2 separate regions of the Homo sapiens genome follow, and region 2 is linked to region 1. The links are chromatin loops, found by intact Hi-C in ENCODE. Cell type or tissue: pancreas. All regions are shown on one strand. Each heading gives the region's core, and the rest is flanking DNA. Links, peaks and the distances in the headings are about the cores only.

Region 1 (15,887 bases), core at 3,900-11,899:
CTGGGTTGTGCAGTCTTCTGAACGGGACTTAATGAAAGTTCACAGAAGCCTGACAATTTTTGATAGGGCTGAGCCAGACCAGAAGGGTGATTGGACATGGTTGACTTCAGCATTTTGGGCCACCGCCCTGCCAAAGGCTGAGGTGTGGTGTCACCTACCTCATAATCCAGAACTACAGTTGCTTTAAGAAAAGACTAGGGATCTTGCTCTCTTAATTCGAGATTTGCACTTAATTGAATAAAGAAATCAACAGAAATAAAATATACCTAATTTCATAACTAGTATTTGTTGGCAATAATTTAGATGATTTGAAAGATGTTAATTGAAAATAGTGCTTCACTTTCACTCTATAATTCAGGATTAAAGAATTTGCCCATGTATGGAAGCATCTTTAAAAATTAATTACATTAATTTAAAGATGACAGCAAATTATTAAAAGTTAAGTGTAAAGCGATTTTTCCTTTAATCAAAATTTATATGACAAGCTACTATTAACATTTAAGTGAAAAAATTCTCATTAACTTACACACTTTGTGTCGTGAAAAACACAAAAATCAAATTTACCATCCTAACCATTTTTAAGTGTACATACAGCTCAGTAGTATATTCACATTGTTGTGAAACTTAAGTATTTTTAAAAAATGATTCTTACGTAGTTAGCATTGATTTTAAAAAGTTAATCAAACTTTAAGATATGAAACGAATAGTTTAATGTTTCAAGCCACTGTTGTCTTCTTATGGATGTGTAAAATGTGGATCATAGGCCGGGCGCGGTGGCTCATGCCTGTAATCCCAGCACTTTGGGAGGCCGAGCTGGGCGGATCACCGAGGTCAGGAGTTCGACACCAGCCTGACCAGCATGGAGAAACCCCATCTCTACTAGAAATACAAAATTAGCCGGGTGTGGTGGCGCATGCCTGTAATCCCAGCTACTCGGGAGGCTGAGGCCGGAGAATCTCTTGAACTGGGGAGGCAGAGGTTGCCGTGAGCCTAGATCGGGCCATTGCACTCCAGCCTGGGCAACAAGAGCAAAATCCCTTCTCTAAATAAATAAATAAAAATTGAATCATAGGATATGTTGTCATAGGGAAACTGCAAAATCCAGACTTCAGTACACCTGGGGAACTACATTCATACATAAACCTAGTGGAAAAGTGAATGTTTTTCTAATTGTCTGTAATACATGACAGATGGTTCACTAAAAAGAACTTCCTCTTTTGCCCTATTCACTAGTATTTTCTTTTTTTTTCTTTCTTGTGCTAAAACAGAACTTGGTATTCTTGTTTCTATACTTCCATAGCAGGTACTTCCTGTCACAAAACTGAATTGGAATCTCCTGCCTACACTTCCTCCACTTACTTTGAGTTTATCTTGCTGAATGCATTATATTAAATGGGTTCTAGTATAATAATTTAATCCTCTTTTTTTTTTAATACACCTAATACCTTAGCAAATAGCTGATGTGACACTTAAAAATGGTTTCTGGGCCTGGCGCAGTGGCTCATGCCTCTAGTCCCAGCACTTTGGGAGGCTGAGGCAGGTGGATCCCTTGAGCTCAGAAGTTTGAGACCAGCCTGGGCAACACGTTGAAACCCCTTCCCCACAAAAAAAGAAATTAGTTGGGCGTGGTGGCGCGCATCCCTGAGGTCCCAGCTACTCCAGAGGCTGAGGTGGGAGGATCACTTGAGCCCAGGAGGTCGAGGCTGCAGAGAGCTATGATGAGGCCACTCTACTCAAGCCGGCATAACAGAATGAGACCCTATCTCAGGAGAGAGAGAAAAAAGGGTTTTGGTATAGTCATTTACATGTTAAAGAAAATTTTTTTTTTTTTTTTTTGAGACGGAGTCTCGCTCTGTTGCCCAGGCTGCAGTGCAGCGGCGCTATTTTGGCTCACAGCAACCTCCGCCTCCCAGGTTCAAGTGATTCTCCTGCCTCAGCCTCCTGAGTAGCTGGGATTACAGGCATGCGCCACCACGCCTGGCTAATTTTTGTATTTTTAGTAGAGATGGGATTTCACTGTGTTGGTCAGGCTGGTCTTGAACTCCTGACCTCGTGATCCACCTGCCTTGGCCTCCCAAAGTGCTGGGATTACAGGCATGAGCCACCGCGCCTGGCCTGAAAATAATCTTTTTTAAGAACGATTAATGAGTCAGGGAACTAACAAATTATACACTTACTTTGGTTTGTATTTTTGTATAAACCAACTCACTGGGTGTTAATAGCTGTTAACAGTCATAAATGCCAGTGCCTATGTGAAAACCTAATTGAGTTTTTAATGCATGAAATGACTTTGGATTTCTTTCTTTTTTTATTTTTATTTTTATTCTTTTTGAGACAGAGCCTTGCTCTGTCGCCAGGCTGGAGTGCAGTGGCGCGATCTTGGCTCACTGCAACCTCTGCCTTCCGAGTTCAAGCGATTCTCCTGCCTCAGCCGCCCAAGTAGCTGGGACTACAGGCACGCGCCACCACGCCCAGCTAATTTTTGTATTTTTAGTGGAGACGGGGTTTCACCATGTTGACCAGGATGGTCTCAGTCCCTTGACCTCATGATCTGCCTACCTTGGCCTCCCAAAGTGCTGAGATTACAGGCGTGAGCCACCATGCCCAGCCTGGATTTCTTTTAGTATGTAATGTGTTAACTTAAAACTAAGGACACCATATAGTAAGGAAATTAGGCCTTATTTGAGCAGCATATGATTTTTTAGAGTAATTATAGTCTTGCATTAAGGCAGAGTGGCTATGACATGAATAGTTTAATATTTTGTAATTTTTTTCTTCTTGAGATAAGAGTCTCGTTCTGTAGCCCAGGCTGGAACACAGTGGCATGATTGTGGCTCACTGCATTCTCAAACTCGAGGACTCAAGTATTCCCCCCGCCTCAGCCTCCCAAGTAGCTGGACTACAGGGTACTACTATACCTGGCTAATTTTTTATTTTTTGTCAGATGAGACTTGCTATGTTGCCCATGATGGTCTTGAACTCCTGGCCTCAAGTGGCCCTCCCCCTCTCAGTCTCCCAAAGTGTTGGAATTACAGGCATGAGCCACCTCACCCAGCCCTGCAATTTTATTTATTATTTTCTAAATGTTGCTGCTCTCCCGAACCCCTACTGACTACCTTTTGCTGTTGAATTTGCTATGTGGAAAACCATTTTATGTTCCAGAATTTGGGCTTTTAAACTATCTTACAGTTACTGTCTCATTCTGGTCTTGAGAAAAATTTACAGTTTTACAGGATCTGATTGAAATTACTCTAATTCACAGGGCAATTTTATATGGATGGTGGCACTTAGAATGCAAGTTTCCCAATCTCCATTTATCTTTTGGTTTGAGGATAGTGTTTAAGACTATTAGGATCACTTGATTAGTATCTCTGGGCTTTTGAAAATAATTACACAGTGTTATGTTTTTAAAAATTGTTCTAATGGGTAGGTACAGCAGAGAGCACCATAAATGATTAAAGGTTTAGGAAAGTTCAAGGTCTGGAATTATTTAGGCATATTCAAGAGAAGGCTGAAAGCAAAATTCAGTCACTGTTTATGAAGTTTGTGCTGTAATATAACTTTAATATTCTGGAGATTTTTAAGTTAATCAAGATCTATTTTACCTGGAGACCACTGTTTTGAACAGGAATGGAATTAGAATCTTTCTTGAGCTCTGACATAGTCCTCAGTTCAAAGAATAGATTTAACATTTCCTAGCTGGGTAAGATACAAAATCAAAGCTCCACTTCCCCTCTGTGAAATAGGTGTGCTAATAATAGTACCTACCTCTTAGGACTAAATGGGATAAGGCACATGAATCTTTCTAGCACAGTGCCTGGCACATAATAAGCACGCAAAATTTAGCTCTTTCTAAAGATAGACATTTTCTAAATTAAACGTCAGTGATCAACTACATTTTCTGTGTGTTAATGTTTAGTTGAGTTACTAAAATTGTTAGATTTTCTTGTCAAGAAACCTACTTGTCATGGAAGTATACCTTCATTAAGCAAGCATGGTATAAAAATAAGCTATCTTATTTGGTACTTAACCAAGTAACCTTTGTGTATGTATTTATTTTTTCGAGACAGGGTCTCCCTCTGTCTCTCAGCCTAGAGTGCAGTGGTGCAGTCACAGCTCACTGAAGCCTTGACCTCCCAGGCTCAAGTGATCCTCCCAACCTCAGCCTCTCTACTAGCTGGGACCACAGGCGCATACCACCACACCCAGCTAATTTTTAAATTATTTGTAGAGACGAGATCTCACTATGTTGCCCAGGCTGCTCTTGAACTCCTGGGCTCAAGTGATACTCCCACCTCAGCCTCCAAAACTGCTAGGATTATAGGTGTGAGCCACCATGCCAGGCTCCAAATAATCTTTTAAAGTTGAGCTTTATTAAAGCATAAAGCTGAATAATAACGTTGGCTGATAAAAATTTTGACAAGGTGCTAAATAAATGTAGCATCTTATCTTGACAGTGCTTGCCGTTCTAAACTTGTATATGTTTTTTCCTCTGGGTCAGTCATCTAATCTTAAATTAGGAGTCATTAATATCCAGATTGGAAGCTGAGAAATAAATTTTAAAATCTTAGACTTATTTTTGGGAATTATAAACATGTATTATTGAAGGGCTAAAATATTAATAGTATTTTAAAGAATCGGGGGGTCGGGCACGGTGGCTCCTGTATGTAATCCCAGCACTTGGGAGGCCAAGGTGGGAGGACTACTTGAGCTCAGGCGTTGCCACACAGCCTGGGCAACGCAGTGAGACCCTGTCCCTACAAAAATTTAAAAATTAGCCAGGCATGGTGGCGTGTGCCTGTAGTCCCAGCTATGTGGGAGGCTGAAGTGGGAGGATTTCTTGAGCCCAGGAGGAGGTCAACACTGCAGTGAGCCACGATCATACCACCGCACTCTAACCTGGGTGACACAGTGAGACCCTGCCTCTAAAAAAAGCAAAGCAAAGAAAAAAAAATCAGGGCATTTTGATGCCAGAGGACATCTGCAGAATCTATGTAGCTCTATCAATTGGCCAATGAGATGTTGTCTGTTACACATGTTGCTGCCAGCTACGGCTGACTTTTCCAGGATCTCCATCAAGGAGAAGCATGCTATTAGCAGTGAAGATTCTGTCCTTATCTAATCCATCCCCAGAATGGAGAGTGGGGGAGGAAGACAGTGGCTATTTTAAAGTAGTCCTGTTATATTGAGTTTTTAGGGATTCTGTTCTGTTAAGGGATGTATCATTTGAGTATCTTTTATGTGCAAAGCACTGTGCTCTATCTATAAAATTTAATCTTGAGGTAACCAAGCAGAGTAGATAATATTCCTGTAGAAGCTGATCAACTGATCCTCATCTCTTGTCCTTTCCTCATTTTAACTCCAGTCCTGAACTGGTATCTCCCAATTAAGCTGAGTTCTTTTGTATCCAGGCCTTTTGCACACACTTCCTCCTCTGTTAAGAACAGGCTTCCTTTAAGAGCCTCATCTGGTTACTATCACTTATCCTGCAGGACTCAGCCTTAATGTCCCCTTTTTAAAGATTTTGCTGATCCCTTGACTCTGGACCAGATTTCCTTCCTGTGTGCCCTGGTAGCTTTGTTAGGAATAAATTTGTTTGCTTGTCTTTGGCTTCCTGTAAGTTCCTGTGTCACCCATTATAAGCTCTTAGAGGACAGGGACTGTCATAATCACCCTTACTCAATATCCAACACTGCTTGGCACATAGTGGACACTTACAAATAAATGAAGTTTAAGAAAGTTAACTTCCCCAGGGTCACAGCTATTAAATGGTAAAACTGGGATTTGAACCTAGATTTTCGGACCTTCAGAGCCCGTACTTTTGTTTGAGACAGGGTCTCACTCTGTTGCCCAAGCTAGAGTGCACGGTGGTGCAATCTGGGCTCATTGTAGCCTCGACCTCCTGGGCTCAGGCAACCCTCCCAACCTTCGCCTCCTGAGTAATTGGGGCTACAGGAGCACGCCACTATGCCTGGCTAATTTTTTTGTATTTGTAGAGACAGGGTTTCTCCATGTTGCCCAGGCTTGTCTCAGACAAGGTTTTACCATGGTTGCCCAGAGCCCTCACAGAAAATTCATATCACCTGAGGAGCCTTTGAAACCATTCAGGTTCTCTTTTACTGGGGTGGGGTGGGGTTTGGGCAGTGGCGGTTTTTTTTTTTTTCTTTGAGACGGAATCTCACTCTGTCACCCAGGCTGGAGTGAGGTGGTGCAATCTCAGCTCACTGCAAGTTCCACCTCCTGGGTTCATGCCATTCTCCTCCCTCAGCCTCCCGAGTAGCTGGGACTACAGGTGCCTGCCACCACGCCTGGCTAATTTTTTTTGTGTTTTCAGTAGAGATGGTGTTTCACCTTGTTAGCCAGGATGGTCTCCATCTCCTGACCTCGTGATCCACCCACCTCGGCCTCCCAAAGTGCTGGAATTACAGGCGTGAGCCACCAAGCCCGGCCGGCAGTGGTGGTTTAAAAAGCATCCCAGTAAGGGCACTTATATGCAGCAAGGATTTCTCCTGCTGCTTATCATGCTATCTGTCTCACTGAGATAGATAGACAGTAGAGAAGGAAGAGAAATATACATAGAACCACAATGGTTGGTAGCTTTGATGGGATTAAAAAAATAGATTCTAAAATAGTAAAACATAAAATGAATAGCAGATCTTGGCAACAGAGAGGAAAACCAGTGACATTTGTCAAAGATAGAAAACTTTTTGGAGGGGAGGCATTTAAATATTAACTGAAAGCATACCAATCTCTACAGCTTAAGTTTTTGGGAGGAAGGGGAGACACAGACTACATTCAATCAAGCCAGATCTTTTTGCCCTTGTCTTGCATCATCCATGTCTATATCCCTGTATAATAATCATGAAAGTAAGCCAGAAGTAAAAAAAAAAAAAAAAAAAAGACATATGTATTCATTTAAGAAAGGAATTTTTTGGAGACAGGTTCTCGCTGTGTTGTCCAGGCTGGTCTTGAACTCCTGGGCTCAAGTGAGCCTCCTACCTCAGCCAAGTAGTTGGGATTACTGTTGCATGCCATCAAGCATGCCTCAAAAAAGGAATCTTTATAAATATTGTCACTTTATACCTGTAAAGGGGAAAATCTAAAAAAGTGCTTTGAGCTATCCTGGTGATCACATGCAATAGACATTTTCCTCTCCTGCTCACCTTTATCATCATGCTTATCTCACCCCTTCCAGAAAGTAGTAGACTGTTATTATTAGATACTTTGATGTTTGTACCATGTTATGCTGCTTTCATGTAAATAGAGCCAGCAATTTCTTGAACATCAGATAAGAAAGATGGTGTCCAAAAAAATCTTGGAACTGCTATTTTCTTTTTTCCAGAAGTTTATTCTTAGGGCCGGGTGTGGTGGCTCATGCCTGTAATCCCAGCGCTTTGGGAGGCTGAGGCGGGTGGATCCCTCGAGATCAGGAGTTCGAGACCAGCCTGACCAACATGGCAAAACCCCATATCTACTAAAATACAAAAATTAGCCAGTGTGGTGGTGCATGCCTATAATCCCAGCTACTCAGGGGGCTGAGGCACAAAGATTGCGTGAACCTTGGAGGCAGAGGTTGCGGTGGGTGGCAGCGCGACTCTGTGCCAAAAAAAAAGAGAAAAAGAGAAAAAAAGTTTATTCTTAAATGTGCAACAGGCTCCAAGACATTTCATCCTTTGCTTCCTAGAGTGGAAGCAGAAGATTTTATAGTAGGAAATGCAGATATTTAAATAGGAATGGGATCAAGGGTCATCATTGCCTCGGACACAGTGGTTTGTTTTTTGGTTTTTGTTCTTGTTTTCCAGATTTCTCCCTTCTAAGTACTAACCAGGCCCAACCCCGCTTAGCTTCTGAGATCAGACGAGCAATTGCATTCAGGATAGAATGGCCATAGACTTTTGCCGGATTTCTTAATTCCACCTATCCAGGGAACCCTTCCCTGTGGCCTTTGCTTTTAGCTCCTCAAGTTTTTTCTGCTCCTCTTCTTGTTTCTGCTTGAAATCCTTGTCTTCCTCATACATCTCCTTGGCCTGTTTCTCGTCAGGGGCTTCTTGCCGTAGGTGCCTGTCAGGAAGCTGGACGTGGTGCCTGCCATCCCTTCCTTAGACCCAGCACAGGAAACTGGAACTGCAGTTTACTGTTTTGATTCCTTAGTTAAAAGACAAAGCTTTCAACCAAAGTTCTACTTCATTTTTTTGTTTGTTTGTTTGTTTTATTTATTTATTTATTTTTGAGACAGTCTCTCACCCTGTTGCCCAGGCTGGAGTGCAATAGTGCAGTCTCAGCTTACTGCAGCCTCTGCCTCCCTGGTTCAAGCAATTCTCATGCTTCAGCCTCCCAAGTAGCTGGGAATATATAGGTCGTGCACCACCATGCCTGGCTAATTTTTGTATTTTTAGTAAAGATGGGGTTTCATCGTGTTGCCCAGGCTGGTCTCGAACTCCTGGCCTCAAGTGATATGCCCACTTCAGCCTCCCAAAATACAGGCATGAGCCACCGCGCCTGGCCACTACTTCTTTAAAGAAATATTTAACTGACAACCTAGGAATTTGGAATGTGTTAGTAAAATGTGACGTTTGCTATAGCTTGCCAGAAAGGTTGTATCAGGTAGTATAGAGTTTGGGCTGTTCTCAGATAAAGAGGATAATTTTTTGTTTTTTTGGTTTTTTTCTCCACATGGAGAGGTTTCAGGTACAGTCCAGGGTTAGTATTGTGGCTTGACTATCAGCTTCTAACATCATATTCACATTCTAGCCAAGGGGAATGTTTATTTCTGCCCTTGAAGGACACAACCAGGAAGTCGTATTATTTCTGTTTCTGCGCATTGCTGTACTTAGCTACAAAAGAAGCTGGGAAATTTAACCAGGTGGCCATGTGAAGAAGGGAAGAGTAGACACTGTTCTTTGCTTTGCCACATTAACAAATGGTTGTGGTTGGCCCTTCTAGGATATGGCTTTAAGCTACACTGTGATCATCTGTTATTTCCTTTTTTTGCTAATGCCTGGAATTTCAGTTTAGAGTAAGTTCATTTGATTTGCAAGAAATAAAATTGTACTTTCATTAGTTTGGAAGTCTTAAGTGAGTAAGTTTTGATTCTTTCATGATAATTAATTTTGTTAAGTTGAGAAAAAAGGCAAGCATGAAGACATGGCATATCTGATAGGGGTATACCTTGAGATTGGGCTAGAGATTCTAAAGGTAGTTGATTAACCTTTTTTTTTTTCCTTCCAAGGCTGCTTAAAACTATTTTGGTTTTACTTAGGACCACCATTGTAGTTGCTGACATTGAATGATGGAGTATATAATTTGAGCCACCAAAATAAATGAAGCCAGTGTCTCTTGGCAGAGAATCACTTAATCTCTTAGCAGAGAAGTAGAGAATTACTTAAAATAATTTTGTAAAGTTACTTTGTGTCCAGCAGTATTGGAATGGTCATTTGATAATTATTTGTTCTGTAAACTTTGATTTTATCACTGATGGAGCATTTCTTTTGGCTTTCCTAAAGTTATTTTAGCACCTGCCACCTATAGCTTGTTTGCTTTCCGTTTTTTCTAGTCCTGCCCTTGTGGGATGAAGTTCTCTGTTGTATAAGTCTCGTCCATATTGAGAAACAGAGGAGTCTCAAAGCCCCTCCTTGTGTCTGGTCTTGGTATCTCACCCCTCTCTTGTCTTGACTTTACTGGTTATCTTCAAGTGGAAACAAGTAGAGAAAAATCTTGTCAGCTAGGCATGTATGTGTATATCACCAGGTCTTGTCTTAAATTTACACCCAAAGATTCCCCCATGGTATATAACTGAGGACATTCTTAGGACACTGAGGAGTTTAAATAGAGCAAGGGTTGGCAAATTATGGGCTTACCTTTTTTTATAAATAAAGTTTTATTGGAACACAGCATACCCATTTCTTCCCATATTATCTAAGACCACTTTTACTCTATAAGGGCAGAACTGAGTAGTTGAAACAGTATGTTTACTATCTTGCCCTTTAAGAAAAGGTTTGCCAATTTTATGTCTAGAGTTTGCTCATGTAACATTGAAATAATGGAAATCAAAAGGCACTTGGAGAATCTATTATCAAAACATGAGGCCGGGCATGGTGGCTCACTCCTGTAATTCCAGCACTTTGGGAGTCTGAGGTGGGTGGATCACTTGAGGTCAGGAGTTCAAGACCAGCCTGACCAACATGGCAAAACCCTGTCTCTACTAGAAATACAAAAATTAGCCAGCTGTGGTGGCGTGCCCCTCTAGTCCCAGCTACTCAGGAACCTGAGGTGGGAGCATCACTTGAACCCTGGGGGCGGAGGTTACAGTGAGCCAAGATCACACCACTGCACTCCAGCCTGTGTGACAGAATGGAACCCTGTCTCAAACCCTAAAAAATATCATGAGGCTATGGAAAAAGCATTCATTTAGGAAGCCAGTAGTAAACGACTGAGGAAATAGTCATTAAATATAACACTGCACATTCATCAAATAATAAGATCTTAATGCATAACCCTATTGTTGGGTGGTGAATGAAATATTAGATACCATTCTTTCCTCCTAGAGGCCCAGTTTTACATAGAAATTGTAACTTTGTGTTGTCATCCCACTGATAATATTAAGGCCAGGCACAAGGTTTTTCAACTTTTGAAGTTTATTTTCTCACTCGAAACCTTTTATGTAAACTCCTTTGAATACCCACATAAAGGAAAGAAAGTTGGTGCTGATAAACTAGTGGGCAGCAGGTTCATGGTGGTTCAGGGTCGGTCAGCAAACCAGTGCCAACACTGAAGATGATGCCAAACAAAATTGACTGCAATCTGTTCTAGCCAGGATCATGGTTTAGATATTTTCTAGCCAGAATTAATTAATTTATTATTTTTTTCTTTTTTTGAGACAGAGTCTCGCTCTGTTGCCAGGCTGGAGTGCAGTGGTGCGATCTCGGCTCACTGCAACCTCCACTTCCCAGGTTCAAGCAATTCTCCTGCTTCAGCCTACCAAGTAGCTGGGATTACAGGCACGTGCCACCATGCCCAGCTAATTTTTGTATAATTAATTAATTTCTCATACAGTATCATCATTTAATGATTTGTGGGGTTTTGTGTGTGTATGTGTTTTAAGAGACAGAATCTCACTACATTGCCCAGGTTGGTCTTGAGCTCGTGAGCTCAAGTGATCCTCTTATCTGCCTCAGTCTTCTGAGTAGCTGGTACTACAGATGTGAGCCATTACACCTGTCTTAATGTTTTGTATTCTTACATGTTAACCCCCTATGTAATATGGCAATGTGCAGTTGTATAAATAATTTTTAATAATATTTAAGTTGGTATTGGTTGAACTATTAACATAGGTAAGTCCTTTCTACAAACTCTGTCTCTCTTGTCTAAAAGCTGGGTGTGGTGATGCATACCTGTAGTCCCAGCTACTCAGGAGGTTGAGGTGGGAGAATCATTTGAGCCAAGGAGGTTAAGGCTGCAGTGAGCTATAATGGTACCACTGCACTCCAGCCTGGGTGACAGAGTGAGACCCCGTCTCAAAAAAAAAAGAAAGGAAGGAATTAAGTTGAAAATTGAGAAACTGTGATACCAGCTCTAAATGGGACAACATAGTGAATTGATAGAATTTTTGTCTTAGTTTAGAAGGCCAGATTATGTTGATATGCTTAAGTTGGGATAAATTGCAGTTTTAGAGCGTTTTTGTTTAGACCTCAGCATGATTCTTATCTATAATTGATATTTGTTCAGTTTTCTTCCCTCAAAACATCCGATCAATTGTTTTTTTCTAACTAAATTTCTTTTTTAGAGTTGTTAACTTTAACTTGAGTAGCTCCTGTGGGTCAGTTGATTTATTGAGTACTTGCAATGCTAAGTTTAATAACACATGTTACTGCATTCAGTAAGTTCACAGCAGCCTGAAACAGGGCTAGATTTCTCTGATAAGTTTTCCCCAGAACTGTCCAATAAATGAACATTTATGAACTGTCTGTTATATTCCAGACATTGCTAGATGCTTGTTTAAAAGATGAATAAGATATGCCTAGCCTTTGGAAGCTTCCAAACTGGTGGTAAGGAGAGTGGGGAGAGGTAAATTCATAAAATATGCATAATCTGTAGTGGGAACCCAGGTCTGCCCTGAGGGGCCAGGAGTGTGTGTGGGCAGAAAGTGAGCCAGTAGTCTAGCTAGGGGGAGCACCTGTCTCTTTTGTGCTTCACTGCCAGCATCTGACATCAATGACATGCCAGAATCACACAGTAATAATACTGGAGTGATTCCTTGTTACTCTCTGACACAAACATTTTTCTCGATTTTTATTTATAATTTTATATATAATGTATAATTTGGTTTTAAAATTGTTATTTTAATTTTTATTTTTTAATAAATAGTGACAGGGTCTTGCTGTGTTGCCCAGGCTGGTTTTGAACTCCTGAGCTCAAGCAATCCTCCTGCCTCTGCCTCCCAAAGTGCTGGGATTACAGGCATGAGCCACCACACCCGGCTATAATTTGTTTTAAGCATCGATGTTCAGGCGGTATGGTAGGCACTTTCACTCTGTGTTTTCTCTGATATAGTTTATTCTACTGCATTTTCTTACAAACTGTAATTACTCTTATTTCCAGTTAAAACAAATGATAGGCTGGGCGTGGTGGCTCATGCCTATAATTTTAGCCCTTTGGGAGGCAGAGGTGGGAAGATCACTTGAGCCCAGGTGTTCAAGACCAGCCTGGGAAACATAGGGAGACTTAAACGTTGTTTTTTTTTGTTTGTTTTTTGTTTTTTAATTATCTGGGCATGGTGGCATGGACTAGTAGTCCCAGCTACTTAGGAGGCTGAGGTAGAAGGATCACTTGAGCCCAAGTGGTTGAGGCTACATTAAGCCGTGGTCGTGCCACTGCACTCCAGCCTAGGTAACAGAGTGAGACCCGGTCACACTCAAAAAATACATCCTAGATATTGACCACTTCATCATTCTTACTTAGCAATAATCGTTTCCTGTTTCCTCCTGTCTTACTCCATTTTCACACTGCTATAAATTTACTACCCGAGACTGGGTAATTTGTAAAGGAAAGAAGTTTAATTGACTCACAGTATTGCATAGCTGGGGAGGCCTCAGGAAACTTACAAGCATGGAAGGCAAAGAAGCAAGTACCTGCTTCACAAGGTGCCAGGAAAGAGAAAGTGAGCAGAAAGAGCCCCTTATAAACTGTCAGCTTTCGTGAGAACTCACTCATTATCACGAGAAGAGCATAGGGGAACTGCCCCCATGATACGGTCACCTGGGGGTTTACACGTGGGGATTACAATTCAAGATGAGATTTGGATAGGGACATACAGCCAAACCATATCACATCCTGACCATGCTTTATGATATAGCTAAGAAAGTCTACCTGCTCTTTTCCCATGCTAAACTCTGATGATCTTTCCTGATTCCTCTTGCCAGAAGCTAATCCAGTGTGGACTTGAGCCTGTAGTCTTAGCTACTTGGGAGGCAGAAGTGGGAGGATCGTTTGAGGCCAGGAATTAGAATCTGCACTGAGTTATGATCTTGCCCCTGCACTCCAGCCTGGACAACACAGCAAACTCTATCTCTGATGAGAATGCTGAGAACACATTCTATTCTATACTGAATTTATGTTCCCAGGCAAAAGAATAAAAAAAATACAATTTTAAGAAAAAAAAAGGGAGGCAGGAGATACAGTGTCTCACGCCTATAATCCCAGCACTTTGGGAGGTGGAGGCGGGTGGATCACCAGAGATCAGGAGTTTGAGACCAGCCTGTCCAACATGGTGAAACCCCATGTCTACTAAAAATACAAAAAAAAAAAAAATTAGGCATGGTGGTGTGTGCCTGTAATCCCAGCTAGTCGGGAGGCTGAGGCAGGAGAATCACTTGAACCTGGGAGGCAGAGGTTGCAGTGAGCTGAGATTGCACCACTGTAGTCTAGCCAGGGCAACAGAGCATGACCCTATCTCAAAAAAAAAAAAAAAAAAAAAAAAAAAAAGAATGCTCAAAGCTCTTTTAAGAATTTCTTACTTAGAGGCCTCAGAAATAACACCACACGTCTACAACCATCTGATCCTCGACAAACCTAGCAAAAAACAAGCAGTAGGGAAAGGATTCCCTATTTAATAAATGGTGCTGGGAAAACTGGCTAGCCATATGTAGAAAGCTGAAACTGGACCCCTTCCTTAACACCTTATGCAAAAATTAACTCAGATGGATTAAAGACTTAAACGTAAAACCTAAAACCATAAAAACCCTAGAAGAAAACCTAGGTAATACCATTCAGGACATAGGCATGGGCAAGGACTTCATGTCTAAAACATCAAAAGCAATTGCAACAAAAGCCAAAATTGACAAATGGGATCTAATTAAAGAGCTTCAGCACAGCAAAAGAAACCATCATCAGAGTGAACAGGCAACCTACAGAATGGGAGAAAATTTTTGGAATCTATCCATCTGACAAAGGTCTAATATCCAGAATCTACAAGGAACTTAAATTTATAAGAAAAAAACAATCCCTTCAAAAAGTGGGCAAAGGATATGAACAGACACTTCTCAAAAGAAGACATTTATGCGGCCAACAAACAATTTTAAAAAAGCTCATCATCATTGGTCATTAGATGCAAATCAAAACTACAATGAGATACCATCTCACGCCAGTTAGAATGGCAGTCGTTAAAAAGTCAGGAAACAACAGATGCTGGCGAGAATGTGGAGAAATAGGAACGCTTTTACACTGTTGGTGGGAGTGTAAATTAGTTCAACCATTGGGGAAGACAGTGTGGCATTTCCTCAAGGATCTAAAACCAGAAATACCATTTGACCCAGCAATCCCATTACTGGATATATACCCAAAGGATTATAAATCATTCTACTATAAAGACATGCACACGTATGTTTATTGCAGCACTATTTACGATAGCGAAGACTTGGAACCAACCCAAATGCCTATCAATGATAGACTGGATAAAGAAAATGCACGTATATACCGTGGAATACTATGCAGCCATAAAAAAGAACGAGTTCATGTCCTTTGCGGGGACATGGATGAAACTGGAAACTATCATCCTCAGCAAACTAACACAGGAACAGAAAACCAAACACTGCATGTTTTCACTTATTAGTGGGAGTTGAACAATGAGATCACATGGACACAGGGAGGGGAACATCACACACCAGGGCCTGCTGGGGATTGGGGGGCAAGGGGAGGGAGAGCATTAGGACAAATACCTAATGCATGTGGGGCTTAAAACTTAGATGACGGGTTGATAGGTGCAGCAAACCACCATGGCACATGTATACCTATGTAACAAACCTGCACGTTTTTTTGCACGTGTATCCCAGAACTAAAAAGAAAATTTCTTATTTTCTTGGCCGGGCACAGTGGCTCATGCCTGTAACCCCAGCAGTTTAGGAGGCCGAGGCAGGTGGATTACTTGAGGTCAGGAGTTCGAGACCAGACTGGCAACATGGCGAAACCCCGTCTCTACTGAAAACACAAAAAATTAGCTGGGCATGGTGGTGCATGCCTGTAGTCCCAGCTACTGGGAAAGCTGAGACAGAATTTCTTGAACCCACGAGGTGGAAGTTGCAGTGAGCTGAGATCATGCCACTGCACTCCCGCCTGGCAACAACAGAGCAAAAAAAAAAAAAAAAAAAAAAAACTCCTTACTTATATTCTTATAGACTATATTATTTTAAATGTGGTTATTCCAGAGATTGATGGTGGTGATGTTTGCATAACAATATGGATTTACTTAATGCCACAGAACTCTGTACACTTAAACATGCTTAAAATAATTTTATATTATGTATATTTTACCACAGTAATAAATATGGAAACAAACAGTATGGAGGGGCCAGGTACAGTGGCTATCTCCTGTAATGCCAGCACTTTGGAAGGCC
Region 2 (15,887 bases), core at 3,008-11,007, 78 kb after region 1:
ATGTCTGGCAGTGCTTTCACTTTGATCATCTAATTAGATTTGCTCCTCTCACCCACCCTGAGAGATAGGTAAGGACATGGATTCTCCCTAAATTAACTGGCTGGCAACAAGATAATTAGTCACAATGTTTGAACTGGCTTATTACCGCCTGCTCAGGCATTCACAATGGAGGCAATTTTCTTAAGTACATGTTCAAGGCAAACAAGGGTCACCTGGTATGGATGTAGCTGTTGAGCGTTAGCTGAGCCTCATCTTGAAGGGCTGCAATGGCGGCAGCATTCCGGAAACTTCTCAGTTCAGAACCACTATGTGTAGGAACTAGAAATGAAGACCAGGAAACTGTGATAGACAGCATAGAAATTGCATCTGGGAGCCGAGCGCAGTGCTCACGCCTGTAATCCCAGCACTTTGGGAGGCCGAGGCAGGCGGATCACTTGAGGTCAGCAGTTCGAGACCAACCTGGCCAACATGGTGAAACCCTGTTTCTACTAAAAATACAAAAATTAGCCAGGCATGGTGGCATGTGTCTGTAATCCCAGCTACTTGGGAGGCTGAGGCAGGAGAATTGCTTAAACCCAGGAGGCAGAGGTTGCAGTGAGCTGAGATGGTGCCATTGGACTCCAGCCTGGGTGACAAGAGCAAGACACCATCTCCACAAAAATTTAAAAAATAAAAAAAAAGAAAGAAAAAAAGAAATTGGGTCTGGGAATGCACCTCTCTGGAAGTTGATGCCCAGCAGAACATGCAGGTTCCCATAGCAATAAAAAATGGGGCCAGATTAAGAGTATCAGCTCCCTTGAAAACCATCACCTCTTTTTGCAAAGGTCAGTTCAGACTTCGAGGTGGCTGAATTAGTGAGGTGGCAAAACTGGGGAAGGAGAAGAAACAGGGGTCTGTGTCTGCTTACCGGCTTTGAAAGTGACGATGCATTTTAGACAGGCAAATTCAGTAGCATCTAACCGGAGTTGTCTAAATCGAGCCACCACCTCTTGTAAAGCCTGTATTTCAGATATGATCTTGTTCAGCTTCTGGGAATCTGTGTTGTCACCGTTCATGCCTAGAATAAAAATATGGGATAAATACTCTAATATGAAGGCATTTTCATGATTTAATATTGATTTTTGACAAAATCCTGCATATCAATATCTATTCAATTGTCACTCTAAGATATCTGATTCCATGTAAACCGGCTATATTGTATGAAAGTTAATATAAAATCTTCTCTTGGATGATAACAAACACAGTAATTTGCATTTAAATAACAATGCAAGCAGTCATGAATACAACAAAACAACATTATTTGCATTTAAATATAGATTTATAAATGACAGGTATACTCTATTGTTCAGCAGGAATTTGTTATTCTTTACATGTTGTTCTTTTTTCAGTAATGTATTTTTATGGTAATTTCTACAACAAAGTCATTAAATTGTGCAATTCTTACCAGATACAGCCAGTAGAGTGTTAGCATCAACCGGAATGGCCCATTGTGCTATTCCTAGAACAAACAGTTCTCTCCAAGCATCTTCCAAAAGCATCAGCTGTCATACAATAGATGTATAATATAATATAGTGTGTAATTTATAAATTTATAAACAATTTCACTATGTAAATTTCCATTATTTTAAAAAGTGTTTTAAATGCCTGTCTTGGTAATTTTTTCTGAATATTCTAGCTTTCCCTTATTTTCCCATATTTTCCTTTTGAAAAGGTGCCTATAGATATGCATATGGATTTGAGAGTCAGCCATTCCAATTCTCCAAAGTTTCCTTCTCTCAGAAAAGGATTTGCCCCTCTTGTCCTTGTATCCACCCATTCCTGACCACCTAGAAGCTCCTCTAGAGAGCGAGGCTTTATGAAATGCCAGCAGCTCAGCAGGTGGATTCCCCTCACAGAGAATGCTGCTATTAGCAGGGTTGAGGATTCCTCAGACGCTTGCAGAGCTGGGTCCCCATCTTCCTGGAGGGTTGAGGGGGCTGGGCTGGGAGAGAGACAGAGATCACTAATTCCCAAGAGGCACTGGGGGAAATCAGGGTGTAATTATGTTAATCGGGTTTTGCTGAGTTTTCCTCGTCTCACTGCTTGATTTTTCTGAGACCCATAAATGGACAGCATCAAGGTGCTTGTCATTTTTATTCTAATAAAATGTGCTACTGAATATTTAAAATGAAAATCTGTCTCTTTTTCCAAATTAATATACCAGATTCCACTTCACTGCAGGTTGCTTGTTGTCGAAGGATTTCTACCAAAGGGCTAAGTGGCAGACAGTAAGTAAATTTTGTTTGGGTGAGAGTATACAAATACTTATTTTGAAAAAAAATAGCCAGTCTACACACACACACACACACACACACACACACACACACACACAGGAAGTGGTTAGAGCTAACCAGTAAACCTGGTCAAAGATAGGACCTAACTACCTTTAAAAATCTCAAAACTCAAAAGCCAGTCAACTCTAAATGATTTATGTAAAAGGATTTCTTTTGGGAGCTAAGAGCTGAATCATGAAGGCTTGTAACCAAAATCACAATTAGACCAAAGGGTTTAATTTTTTTAATGTTTTATTTTTAGTTTTATTCCATCAAGTACAGGAAATAATTATAAAATGCAAGGTAAACAATATTTAATTCTGGCCATATTTGAAAGGGCAGGCCATGAAAACAAGAACATCTCATGCTAGAAAATGAAATGCTTTTAGCACATTGCCCGATCTTTCCGTAGGAAACATACTTCATATAAAGGGGCACTATTATGCTTTAATTAGGTATGAAATGAATTGAAGAAATAAATCCTTTGCTTTTAGAACTACTTATTAGCCTTTGGAAAATTTGTCATTAATTCCTGTGAATGCACTGGTAACAGCCAATGGTTGGGAACACTTTATTTTCTTTCTTTCCTTTAAGGTTAGAAAAATGTTAGCATTTCTAATATTCCTATCAACAAAATTTCTGGGTCTCAGTACAATACAATGTTTCACTGCACACACTTTTTCTTCCCCTGAATGTCATTTACAACCACGGAATTAAGCAAAATGCCTATTTGTTTACAAAATGTCTAAAAGTACATGAAGAATCAAGGAAGAACCTAGCCTACAGGAGGTGTGCACTGTGCCCTTTGGTTTTACATGCTTATCAATTAATGACCAAAACTGGGAGCATCGCAATGGAGAATATAAAGCTGGGAATATAAAATAATAACATCAGTTCTGAAAAATCTCATGAGGGCATACTCTTACCACCTTCTACTTCTCTCAGTTCCAATGTTCTTAGTAAAACATTGTTTCATCAACAGTTTTAGAAAATCATTACAATTTTAAAATTTGAGATTATATTTGCTGTTCCAATCAAACAAAAAGAGGTAATGTTCTTGTATGTGTGTTTTCACAGACTGGACCCATCCTTTCTGAAATAATGTAATTACGTTTCTTACTAAGGATCATATAGGTAGATATTTTGAACCCACAGGAAGAAGCAAGTAAAAACAAGTAGTTTCCTCACTGCTATTAAGAATGGATGCCTGCCTTGGGTGGTTTACCCAGGGATAGAGGAAGTTTTATAAGGCTGAGTGCTACTGCTTCTTTCCCAGCTCTCTTTCTCCCAAGGCCTCAGTGTGGTCATACCTGGTCTTGCAAAGACAGCGTGGAGAAGGCTGGCACACTCTTAGCCCACTTGATGCTCATGAAGAGAAGTCTGGCAGCTGATTCACACACCGACTCCGTGGCCACTTCATAGAGATACATTGGGGTCCCATTCACTTCATGGGGGTACTGGGTAGGGAAGAAAGAAAGACACCTGGAAGTGAGGAAACCACAGCTTTGCAAGAAGAACCAAACTTTTAATTTCTAATTAAAGCAAGGAAGGGGATAAAAAAGAATTTGGATGTTTTGTTTAAACATGCAGTTGACATTGGTGGGTAAAAAAATCAAACATCGCTGTCTATAGAGTTTGAAAAGTAATACTGGTTGGGGGAGGTCCATTTCCACTCTTTGGGAGCCTCTCCCTTCCAGAAGGCCCTCTGGCTTTTCTATCCCCTGCAGCAAATTTTCCTTGGGCTGAGCCAAGTGCCAAGCCTGGCTCCCAATTTAGACAAGAGCTGCTTGCATTTGTGTAAATAAAAATAGATGTGAAAAAGTATAAATTAATAGGCATCCCAAACACAAATATGCATATGAGTATTTTTAGAAAGGATTAGTATATTATGGAAATATTTCAATTAGACATCTTAATCATTCACAGAGCATTCCCATTCATAACTGACAACATATTCATAACACTACTTTCCAGAGCTTATTATACACATCAAGGGTAAGAAAGCCATATTAAATATTGTGCGTGTGCATGTGCCCAGGTGTCTGGCTTCCCTGCAGTGTGGGGCTGCAGCTGGCCCTCCTCTGAGGGAGATCCTAGGCCCTCATCAGCCTGGAGTGGGGGTGTTAGTAGGTATCAGCTGTAGGCCTGGAGGGTAGGCCTTAGGTGGCAGCCTTTCCAGGTGGTTCAGGCTGTGGCCCTGCTCCTATGGAATCAACCCTGCTGTAAATCCACCTGCCTCAGAAGTAGGTGAGGGGAGCATGGGAAATGAACTCAGATTCCTCAAACTGTTCTAACAGTGTGATCTCCACATTTCGCACTTGCGTTAGAAACTCATGGCTTTGCCCAAGATCATACATGCCAAGATTTGGAATTCTGGAGCCCTTCCTCCAGCTGTAGCCAATTCCTCTCCTCTAAAAATGAACGTTGGTTCTTCTGGTCTTTAGGAACACCTGAGGCTGCCCTCTGGGTTTAGACGAGGTCTCCACCCACCACCCATTACCAGTGGGTGTTTCCTAAAGGTGCAGGTTCCTGGCCTCCACCCCAAACTTGCTGAAATGAAATTTCTGGGGGGATAAGATCCGGAGTGCACACTTGTAGCCACTCGGAGGTTGACTCTACTGTACACTCAAGTTTGAGCACCCCTGGCTGAACAAGGGAGAGCAGAAGGGCTGGAGCTCCATGCAGAGACCCGCCAAGCACCCTGGAGTTCTCTCCCCAGTTTGCCTGACCCCAATCACACAGCTCAGAAGAACTGGGTGCGTCCCTCTCCATTCGCTGGCACGAGTCTCTTTGGGCCCAGCAAGGCCGCTGACCTTGGGCGTGGGCTGAGCCAGGCTCACGAGGGTCTGCCGCTCTGGAGTGGTGGACACCGCGGCCAGCTCCAGGCCGTGCGGCTCCAGCTGCGTGACCGCGGTGAAGAAGGCCGGCGCAGGGAGCGCCGCCGAGGGAAAGTGCGCGGCGGCCCCGTTCTCCTCCTTGTGTCCACGGAAGTAGAGGGCCACTTGCTTGCGGATGGTGGACGTCCGAGGCCCCCGCTCGTGCTGCACGGCTGCAGAGGCAAACAGAGAAACGCATGCCGGCGATTAGAGACGTCGAGACACAGCCGCTGCGGCTCTCCCCCCAGCCCCGCCCCAATGTCAAGTCTGGGCGGGCAAAATCGCCCAAGAGGTGAAAAGAAGAAGGGAGAGGGAATCTGAGGGAGGAAGGGATTCTGAGATCGTCTAACCACTACACTGAATAGATTCGGAAGCTGAGGCTTAGAAGAGGGGCCCGTGCTCAAAGTGCCACGATAATGGCAGAGCCTCAAGTAAGACCAGGTGTGTTCTCCTTCGGTCCAGGGCTCCTCCCCACCAGGGAAGGGGGTTCGCAGGGAAACCAGAGACCCTCTGGGCTGGAGTAGCCAGGTATCCTCGCCCCCATCCAAAAGAGAGGGAGCGTCGCGCACGCCAGACACCTCGTTTCTGCGCAGACTTTTCCAGCTCCGTCCAAGAACAAGCCTCCCTACCCGCAGGCCCCGCCCCCACAGAAATAGCTTTTGGCCTCCGAGGGCCGCAGGAGGAAAGGACCCGAGCCCCGGGATTGCTAGGGAATGGAACGAGGGAGAACCCGTCTCCGAGTATGCTGGAGAAAGGCAGGGGAGATGTGACAATTACCACCAACAGTTTAAACAAACAAATTAATTCAGGGCAATCTTCGGCCTGCCGAGCTTGACAACTTGTCAATACACAAGTTCAACAGGTTGGACGCTCCCTCCGGCTTCCTGCGCCGCAGAGGAAGGGGCTCTCTCTCCTCCTGGAGCTGCCACCCGGCCCGGGCCGCCTCACAGCAAAACCCACTCGCACCCTGTTCCCAGGCCCCACGGTGTCCTCCAGCCCATTACCCTCGCCCCCTGCCTGGGCCTGGGGCGCCCTCGACAGGCTGCAGCGGGGGACGCAGCTCGGACCGTGCTCCAGGCCCAGGAAGCACTCTGACGTCCTGGTTCTTGCTGTTGCGCGCTTAAGAGCCTTGGGAGAGCTGGGTGTCCGAGGCACCCACGGGCGTTACCCTGCCTCTCCAGCCCCCTTTCCCTCTTTTCTGTAGAACAGAGAGAAGGCCCTGGACTCACATCGGCCCAATGGCCGTACTGATTTTGGCATCTTGGAGAATTTGCACACGGGCTGGAAATTCCGCGTTTTCGCGTCTCTGCCCTCCCTTTTTCAACACACCGCGAACTTCCAGCCTGTATGATCTCCTCCCCGTGAGACTATCCAGATTTTAAGATCCTGGGGCAGGCTAGCAGGCTTAAGGGTGGCCACGAAGGGCTGCAAAGAGGGATTAGGACCGGAGGCAGAAAATGCGCGCCGGTCCCCTGGAGAGTGGGGTCCCCCCAAGCGCTGCCTGTGTGGAGATGACTGTGGGGCGCAAGTTCCTGATGTGGGCATGGGTCTTGCCCTGGGGAATTCTAGGGGTCGCCAGCGGCTCCTGCTGAAAGACGGGAAGGATACGACTGAAAGCCCGAGGCCAATTCCCAGCATCTGGAAAGAAGCGCTCCGGGGTTGATTTACATGCATAGGAGTGCCATGTATTTTCTGTACATATAATTTACTTACTACTCAATCAACATTGGAATAAAGGGATGCACTGATTACCGTCTTTGTTCATGTTGACTTCCAAACACTTCTTCAGCCGACACGCCCTGCACTGGTTTCTGTGCGTCTTGTCCACCGGACAGCCTCCCTGGAACAGAGAGCAGGAGGTCAGCGGTCCCCAGGGCCTTTAGGCTGGAGACCCGGAGCCGGCACCCGGGCGGGGAAACGGTGTGGAGGCGCGACCTTGCCCGGCCGCAGGCCCTGGAGCCCCGAGCCTGGGCCTGCAAAACGCGAGGGCCTTGGGCATGAGCAGGGCCAGATCGAGAAGGGGCTGGGACGTCCCAGGCTACTTCAAGAGGGCCAGTCCCGGACCCCAAGAAAGCGGACAAGGGGGAAACGTCCTTCTCCAAGCAGGTGAAGCTTAGAGAGCCGGGTTTGGCAGACCCCGCAGGCCTGCGGGGCTCTCGCTAGGGGAACTTCCGCCAGTCGCGGAGTGGTGGAACAGGGACGAGACTTCAGGACCGAAGACAGCGACTTGGCCCCAGAGAAAGAGGCCACTAAGTTCCTTCCGTTAAGAGCTGGCTTTTGGGTCAGGATTCACACCATACCGCCCTCCCACCAACGATTCTTTCTGCTTTCAGTACTTGAGTCTACCTCTTTCTGCCACTTTCTGGGAGAGCCCGTTTATCTATCAGATAAATCTCTCCCATTTATTCTTCACTCTCCTATTACCTCACTTTTGCTTTTGTATGAAGCCAACCTTATTATCAGCAAGTTGAGAGTTGCCTTAAAGACTAGCCTCGGCCCAGGTGCATAGAAACACAGCCCTTCCTGGAAGGTGAGAGTTTAGGAGGGCAAGGCCTAGAGAAGATGAGGGTGAAAAAGGAAGAGCTCAAGTCTTGAGCAAAATATAGAAATGCTCACCATGTAAACAGGACCAGGAAGGTAATGTGATGGACTGTCAGACTAAATGATAATATGGGCTCAGACTGTTAGCATAGTAACTGAAAAAATAAAGGTAGTCACTTCTTTAGAAATATTTATCTGAGATGCATGAGAAATTAGATGTTTACCTAATGCAATTTTCTGTAAAAACATTAGCCATTGAAAGAGGAAATCTACAGATAAAGTTTCCTTTGGAATTTATTCAGTGTTAGATGTCATTACCGAGGGGACATATGCATAGATACATAAAGAGTCATGTGCATGAGTTTTATACACAGAAAATATTTAAGACATTGTGTGCTCTCCTATATTTATAGAAGTTGCTACTGTTAGATTTGTAGTGAGAAGAAAGATAATAAATGTATTTTTATTTTGCTTCATAATCTCAAAAATTCATATACTCTGGAGTTGGAGTAAGTATGTTTTTCTTCCCCCTGAAGCCCTTTAGGGGAAAATTACACATTCGAATGCAGTTTTATGAGTTCACACTTCTCCAATTTAAATTATGATGATTTATTTAAAATAAAGGTGGGACAGATGTTCATATCCATTTCTAAATGTCCTCATTACTGTTAATAATAAATTGGAATATAATTTAATCCTAGAATAAGAGAGAAAGGAGATAATTTTTGGGTCCAAAGTGAATTATTTAGGGCATCTTTGCTGGCCAATGTAATAGTTCATTGTAAACAGGTTTTTTAAAACTTGTTATTAAATGTAATTATATATCTATCCTCAGATGGTATCTTTCCAGTATTCTTATAAGTATGCAAATGCAAAATGGAAACCTTCATAAGTTCTTAAGTGTGTCTTCAAATCAGATCAAATGTATATAAATATCTAGCGCCAGAGAGAAGGATAAACGCCTCAGCTCTGATCATTTACTCTCCTTGCAAGAAGAACACCAGGCCTGATGAGTCTATTATCAGTCCTTTACAAGCACTTGGACTGATATCAATATGCTTGAATTGATAGCCATCCCCTTCTAAAAGATCAAGCACAACATCAGAGATCTTGATTTTCCAATTCTGTTCACTGCATAAAAGCAAAAGACAATCTAAGTAGAAGTTGGTTCAAATCTGACAACCCGCAGTAATCGCACAATCCTGTGGAGTTATTGGGATACAGTCCTATGCGTGTAAAATGTGATGTGTCCATATGGTGAAGCTAGAAACTGATACAGTAGCCAATTAAACAGGTAACAGGGCTAGAGAGCTCAAAATTTATCTCAATGCAAATATCTTCTGTTTTTGTGGTTAATCCAAAACTATTAGAAAACAATATGAGCAGACATGACTTCAGAAAAAGATGTCAGAACAATTCACTAGCAGCAGACAATATATGCATGTGTATACATGTACCCTATATATATCAATTAGTGAAAAGTGTTTTACTATTTTGTTACCAAAGGATGACTGCTGACTAATGCACCCTCAGGGATCTTTCCACAAGTGAAATGGAGGACTCTGTACTGAGGGTCTGAGTCGCTGATAAGGAGAGGGCAAAGTGTAGGACCAGAAGGTTGATCTCCTTAGTTAAAATCAGCCTATTATTGAGCTGGAAACTGAGTCAAGAGGTTCTGCTCACTCTTTCTAGAAGCTTTGGCTCATATTCAGCCCATGCCAGATTCCTCTGTCTCTTTGAGACAGTTCTGCCTACTCAAGACCAAAACAACCGACTGGGCCCAAATTCTAAGCAGAGAAGGAGGACAGGGATATGGAAGCTTGAGGAGGGTCCCAGTTGCACCTTCCTTTTGAATCTTCTCTTCTTCCTCACCCTGCCCTTTTCTGACAAGGCATAGCTAAGGTCACATGGGTGCTGGATTCCCACTGCCCACTTCCAGAGCAGCCCTGCTTCTCCAGAGTTGAAAATGCACAACCCTTCAGAAAGCACGGCCTCTCTTCCAAGTGGCTAGCACTCACTTGGTGGTCTCAGCTAAAGGTGGTGGTGACCTTGACTCAGATGTCTGTGTGCCGCTTACTTCTGCATCCCAGGCAAGTGATCAGGGGACTGAGCTTGATGCTGCTAGGAGTGAGTGTGGGGTGGGCAGGCACAATAACAAAGCTCTTTCTCCTGCTTGCTACTTGTGGTTTAGATGCTAAATTCTTTAGGTCCCTTGGGCCGGCTTTAGAGCCACAGGGTGTGGGCCTTACCCAGTGTCAAAATCTTTCAGAATAATAATAATTTAAAAAAGTGTAGGGAGGCTCTAGGACTTCAGACTCCCTCCTGTAAACTCATATCTTCCCTTACCTCTTCCCGCCTTTCCCCAGCCAAAGGGCCTCCAAGAGTTGAGGCAAGAAGGAGGGGAGAGGAAGGGAGAGGTCAGGGCCGGGTCTCTCCTCAACTGCGTGGAAACTCAGAGGAGGCCTTGGCACAAACAAAAGAGTGAGGAGGCAGCAGAGCGGAGCCCAGCAGTGCAGCCCTGGCTAAGGTACCTGGTTTCCAGATTTGCAGACATAGGTCCTATTCCTTCGGATGCTCCGTTTGAAAAAACCTGAGCAGCCGTCGCAGGCGTAGACCCCGTAGTGCTTCCCCGAGCTGCGGTCGCCACACACTTTGCAGGGGATATCTAAAATGCGGCCTGAAATCGCAGGAAAGACGGGGAAGGGGGGAAGGGGCGAGAGGGAAAGGAGGGCGGAGAAGAGGGAGAAAAGGGGAGAGGGAGAGAGAGATGCTAAGCAATCTGACCTCTGAAGGGATTAGCACCGAAGCTGCGGTAAAAGCAAATAATGAAGTGATTTTATACCCAAACTTTTTTTCCTTGAGCAAGTGTCAGTTTCCTACAATGAGCATTATTCATGCACCGCTACATGTATTTGGTTCTCTTCTAATCGCCGAGACCCATTTTGGAATAAAAGATGACAGCAGGCCCGGGCGGCAGTGCGGCCCTCCACTGCCTTTCTGCTCCGCGGAAAGTTTGGCCGCCTCCCTCCTTCGCTTTTGCATTTAACAGAGAAAGTTGTTAGTGAGCGCGCGAGGAGACAAACTTGAAATGTAAAAGGGAAAAGAAGAAAAACAAACACGGCTGGAACCAGGGATGGCAGCTGGAAGGCAATCGAGTTTTCTCTGAGCTCCGCCGGGCGGTGTTATTATTAGGATTATTATTGTAATGCTAATACTTGGATTATTAATGATAATAAGGGTAGTGGTAATTGGCCAACTTTCGCTTTACCTATTTAAAAAATGCTTGGTGAGTCGCTTTAGAGAAATTATTTCTTTTAGGAAAAAATTATTTTCTCCGCAAAGTGGTTCGGGACTAGGCAAGGGAGAGGGGAGCGACGCAAGTTGTCGGTTCCCTGTCGGGTTAGCTTGGGACAGGCTCCCTCCATTTCCTAAGCCCTTTCTCCCTAGAAGACTGGCCTCCACACACTTGGTCCTGTGTGGATCTCTTCCTCCCGGTTTTTTCCAGTGCTCTTTGAGCCTGATTTTTTTTTAAATTAAGAATCTGACTGATTTCTCTAGGCTGTATCCCCCCACCCCCCATGGACCCCACCTCAAGAGAACTTTCCCTGGAATCCCCTCAAGCCTGGGGTGGCCACCGACCCTGGAGGAGTGTCAGGGAGAGGGTAATATTTGGCCGTTTAGAAAGGGAGGGATTCTTTTCCTCTAAGGTTCAAGAGTCCAACAAGTGCCTGAAGCGGTTTATAGGGACTTAGAAATGCTTCCTCCCGCAAAACAAAGGGAGTATTAAACTGTTAACTTAATTAACACTTTAATTTTAAAAATAACAATAGTTGATAACAATTGACTTATTAACACTTGCTTTTCTCTTCTTCTACCTATCCGAAGGCCTCCAGTTTGGGCCCCAGCGGCCTCAGGCCTCCCTGAAATTCGACAGCTGCTGCCGAAAGCGCTTGGGTTGGGGACTACGATGGGATTGAGGTGGGAAGGGGCGGCAGTGGAACGTCTGGGCGAGGGGAGTAGGGGAGGTGAGGGCGTGGCGCGGGGAGGGCCTCGAGGCACCGCAGGTGTAAACTTGCTCCTGGAACCCGAGGCGTCCGGGCGAGCTTGCACCGTGGGTCCCAGACTCGTCTCAGGTGGAGGGGGTGGGGGAAGGAGAGCGCGGGGGACCGTGCTTGGGGGTGAGGGGGTGTTCGGTAACGACCAGGCTCGGCCGGGTAATTACAACCCCGCGGCAGCACCTGCCTATAGAGCCACCAGTGACCCGTCAAAAAGAGTAGCATGGGAATTCGGACGGCGACAAAGGCGGGCAGGGGAGGCGCGCGGCGCGGCGGCCACCGGCTCGGCGCCCCCCTCCCACAGGGCGGGAGGGGAGATTGTGCTGTGGGAGGGAGGGGCTGGAGAGGGCCAGGCAAGGGCACAGCGGGTCTTGTCCTCCACTCCTTCGGGCCTGTCACTGCGCCCAAGGGAGTTCCTGGTCGCTCAGGAACCGGGTCTGGAGCTCCGCTGCACTGCACTCACTCTGGAAGCGGTAAACTTGGTTTCCATATCTTACAACCATCCTCTGCTTAACACGCGCCCTCTGACCGCTCCAGGGTCCACGTTTGGGGCCCAGCAGTACTGTCACCCCAGCTGTCCTCTTCCCTGTGGCACTGTTGAAGATGCCAAGATGAGTGAGTGGGAGGAGCAGTGGTGGGGTCTCTTTTTCCCCACTTCCCATCCGGACAGGAGGCCCATGACAACATCTCTGGAGAACCCGATGAGGGTGGAGGGAAGACCAGTGCAGGGTGGGGGCCCCTCCTCGGATTCCCCCGCCCGAGCTTCCGGACTGTTGCCCTCTAGGCCACCACCAGTGCGAGTCCTGCCTCTGAGCAGACCTCTGAGCCGCGGCTCCCGGGGCAGATTAGAAACAGGCAACCGGGCTGGGGCGGGGCCCAGGAGGGAGGGACGCGAAAATTCCGGGGCATAGCGGGCCTGTGCCTCAGACTCCGCCACCCAGCCACGTTAAGGTGACTTGGGGTCACGAGACAAGCTGGTTGACCCCGTTGCAAAGCTCCTCTCATTTAGCAAGCCGAGCGAGCTCCGACGTGAGGCGAGCCGGAGTTTCCTGAAGCTGGAAAACCGTTCTTAACTTCCCTCGCCAGGGGGTCCCCTCGGGGCTTTTTGTGTGTCATAATTGCCTAAAGATATATGGCAGCTTCGATTACTGTAATTACCATCAGAGGCTGTTGAAAGAAGTTAGTCTGGGCTGCAGGGGTGACTGGCCAGGGTCTCGTTACCACCCAGGCGGGGCTCCGGGTGACATCGCTCTGCTCTCCAGCCGCGAGAAGCCGGGCAAGGCGGGGGCTGCAGCTCTGTCTGCTCGACCCAGTCCTGACCCGGCCCGCTGCGCGCCGACCTCCTAGCTGCCCCGGGCCCGAGGGACGCAAGTCTCGGGTTGGCTGCCGCCACCGGTCTGGAAAGGGCCTAAATGCAGCGGCGCCACCGGCGGGGGCCGCTGTCCTGCGGGCCTGAGAAAGCTCAGCAGCCGCGTCCCGACCTGAGCCGGGGCTGGAGGCTTCCAAGGCCTCACTCAGGCTCTTGGCAAGTTAGAACGGCCAAAGTTTCCGCAAGGAGCCCGCTGTGGTTTTTCCCCCAAAGTCCGGAGGGTTGGCCTGCCTCCTAGTCCACAGCGGGGGCGCAGCCGCAGGCGGGCAGAGCTCCCCGCTCACCCCTCCCTCGCCTCTGAGGCCTCACCTTTCAAGGGCCCCAGGGGCTCCACACCCCGAAAAGGACGAAAGAGCCCGGGGCTCCTTACTTCCAGGGGTGTAGGCGAGGGCCTGTCCCGGGGCGAGCGAGCTAGGAGGCCTGCCGAGACCCACGGGCTTCAGTTTTTGCAACGGAGGCTCAGAATGCAACAGAAACGGCCTCCTGAGCCTCCTGGGAAGGACACTCACGCCCGGGAATGCGGGCAACAAAAATCGAGGTCGCTTTACCTCCTGGAGATTCCAACAGCGAGGGCCAGGGTAGGCCCGAGCCTAAAGGGAAACCCAGTCCTGGGCCAGGGTCCGCTCTGCATTCCGGCCGCGGTGAGGGCTCCTTCTCTGCTCCCTCTGCCCCAGCTCGAAACATTTCTCCTTTTCTTTTTGTTCACGTTCATTTTGCTCTAATTTTTTAAAGGTCAGCACCCAAAGCAAAACAAAATGAAAACACAACCTCCTTCTTGGAGGGGGGTAGGAGGGCGGGAATTGCATCCCACTTAAGTGAGACTTCATTACCAGTCCTCAGAAGTATCTCCGATTCTCCCAACTTTCAAAGACTCAGGACAATGAGGGCGAGTGAAAGGGGGAGGGGGAGGGAAGGAACGCACAGAGCGCCAAAAATGCTATCTGCGAAAACAACACAAGCAGCAAGGCAACTTCGGGATATGGGGACTGCGGCGGCAACGGTAGTCCCCAGCCTCAGACCCTGGAGCCCGCAGCCGTGGGCCACTGGATGGCGGGAACTGAAATGCCCCCGGGAGATCTGAGCACCGTGACCGCGCCTGCTCAACGCTGGCTCGGGCCTGCACATTCTTGGGTTCCGCAGGCAGGGTGCAAGCAAATGCCCTCGCACACACACTTAGCCCTGCGCTCGTGAGTCTCGGGGTGGTGAGAGGTCAGCTGCGGCCTGGCGTTCGGAGAGCCGGCAGCTAAGGAAGTTCGAGGAAGGAGAGAAGCGCACGGAGGGAGCAGGCCGCGCACTCCTGCCTCTGCTGGGCTCCGGCTCGAAAAGTCCTTGGGATTAGGGATTTGGTCCTCTCTTTGCTAGAGTGGTTCGCCATACTTTAAATTCCCCAGTTATGACCTACGCGGATTTAGGATTAAGGAAAATGTGACTTTTAAATTGTTTCTGCTTCCCAGTTTGCAGGATTATTTGAAATAGCTAGAAACGGGGTGCAAAGCATTCCATTCAAAATCCGCTTTGCACAGAGTTGCTTTTGCGCGCTGGAGCTCGGAGTTTTGAGCGAGTGTGTTATTGTGCTACCGCCTGGAGCTGCGGCCCAGTTCCCGCCCCCATGGCCCCCCCATCCAGCACCTGGCGGCTAAATGGAGACAACTCATCCGACTGGTGGGCTGCGCGGGTCGTAACCTTCTCACCGCACCAGACAGGGGGGATCAAGCAATCCAGAGGCAACGAAACGGCTCTCCCCTCTCCACGAAATGCTCCAACTCACGGTCTACAGGTCTGGGCCGAACGCACACGCCCGCTGGAATCCCTCTCAGGGGCTCAGATTCGCAGCGCTCCAGGCAGGACCTCCCCCAGCCTCCCCGCTCGCTCGCCCCAGGCTGCGCGCCTAGGCCCCACGGCGGCCCGAGAGGTACCCACTTGTTGATCCGGCTGGCTTGCTCATGCTGGCTGTCCCGGGGCGGAGCGGTTGGTGGGCGCTGCCCGAGTCCCGGCCGGCAGCGCCCGCCTCGCCGCCGGGCGCCGCCGCTCTCCAGCTGCCCTCCAGCCTGCAAGGCTCCTGGGCGGGACAGGTGGGTGTCAGTCGCGCGCTGCGCTGCTCCCTGGGCGCTCAGAATTCGTCCAACAGTGGAAATTTAAGCATCCTTAAGTTTCTTCCCGGCTCTTGCAAAACCGCAGCTGCTGGGAATGCTGCTTGATATGGACACACACATGGACAGACAGATGGAGAGATGGACAGGAAGACTGAGGAAGAAGGAAGAACAGCAAGAGAGGGATGTTGAAAGACAGAGATGGAGACACGAAAATGGCCTTCCTACGGAGCGAAATCCCTCTTTTTCCCCATTCCTGTCACTCAGTCTTCGATCTCTCCCTCTACATAGGCATGCAGAGTGTGGGCAATCTCTGCCGACCGCTGGTCTCCCAAGGAAAGAAGGAAAACACTACCGCAGTCTCAGAGGCAGACGGGCTCCGCGCTGCCGGAACCCAAGCGCAGAGTGGGAAAACTAGATTGCTGGGAAATCTTCCGAGGGAAGAGGCGGCCAGGTCCGGGTTTCCGGGGAGAGCCGCGCACGCAGCGGCGAAGGGTCCCCGAAGTTCATTACCCCGTGACTTTGTGCCTGTCGCTGCGGGCTGGGTCCCCTGTAATATCTCCAGAAGCGCTCTGACAGGCAGCCGCGGGGAGGGGAATAGGGCGTCCCTGGCCCACTTAGCTTTTCCCCCAACTCCTGGCGGG

Evidence for each region. Hi-C counts contacts between places; a loop is a spot of excess contacts. Peaks named below come from ENCODE experiments on the same cell type or tissue, not always from the same donor. Only the 100,000 strongest peaks of a DNase experiment are listed, where the experiment ranks them.
Region 2: a loop joins it to region 1, with 3 times the contacts of the local background. A loop is called at or near these places in 4 of 110 quality-filtered maps.

The regions. Positions count from the first base shown.
Region 1 is chr6:108,244,407-108,260,293 of GRCh38, reverse strand. All of the region lies in intron 1 of SNX3 (sorting nexin 3), which reads left to right. It also overlaps the pseudogene RNA5SP212. Among named protein-coding and RNA genes, the nearest start is that of SNX3, 8.7 kb to the left of the region's middle. In pancreas, for the core only: no CTCF peak of the experiment used is centred there; no DNase peak of the experiment used is centred there; H3K27ac peaks cover 1,234 bases.
Region 2 is chr6:108,165,977-108,181,863 of GRCh38, reverse strand. NR2E1 (nuclear receptor subfamily 2 group E member 1) reads right to left here and starts at 15,842. Exons shown (of 9, transcript NM_003269.5): 1 at 15,074-15,842; 2 at 10,261-10,406; 3 at 6,941-7,028; 4 at 5,126-5,361; 5 at 3,623-3,769; 6 at 1,445-1,541; 7 at 908-1,057; 8 at 213-318. The coding sequence starts at 15,098. RefSeq lists enhancers at 4,742-5,477, 11,394-12,293, 12,294-13,195, 14,096-14,997. In pancreas, for the core only: no CTCF peak of the experiment used is centred there; DNase peaks (open chromatin) are centred at 6,163 and 7,223; H3K4me3 peaks cover 1,254 bases.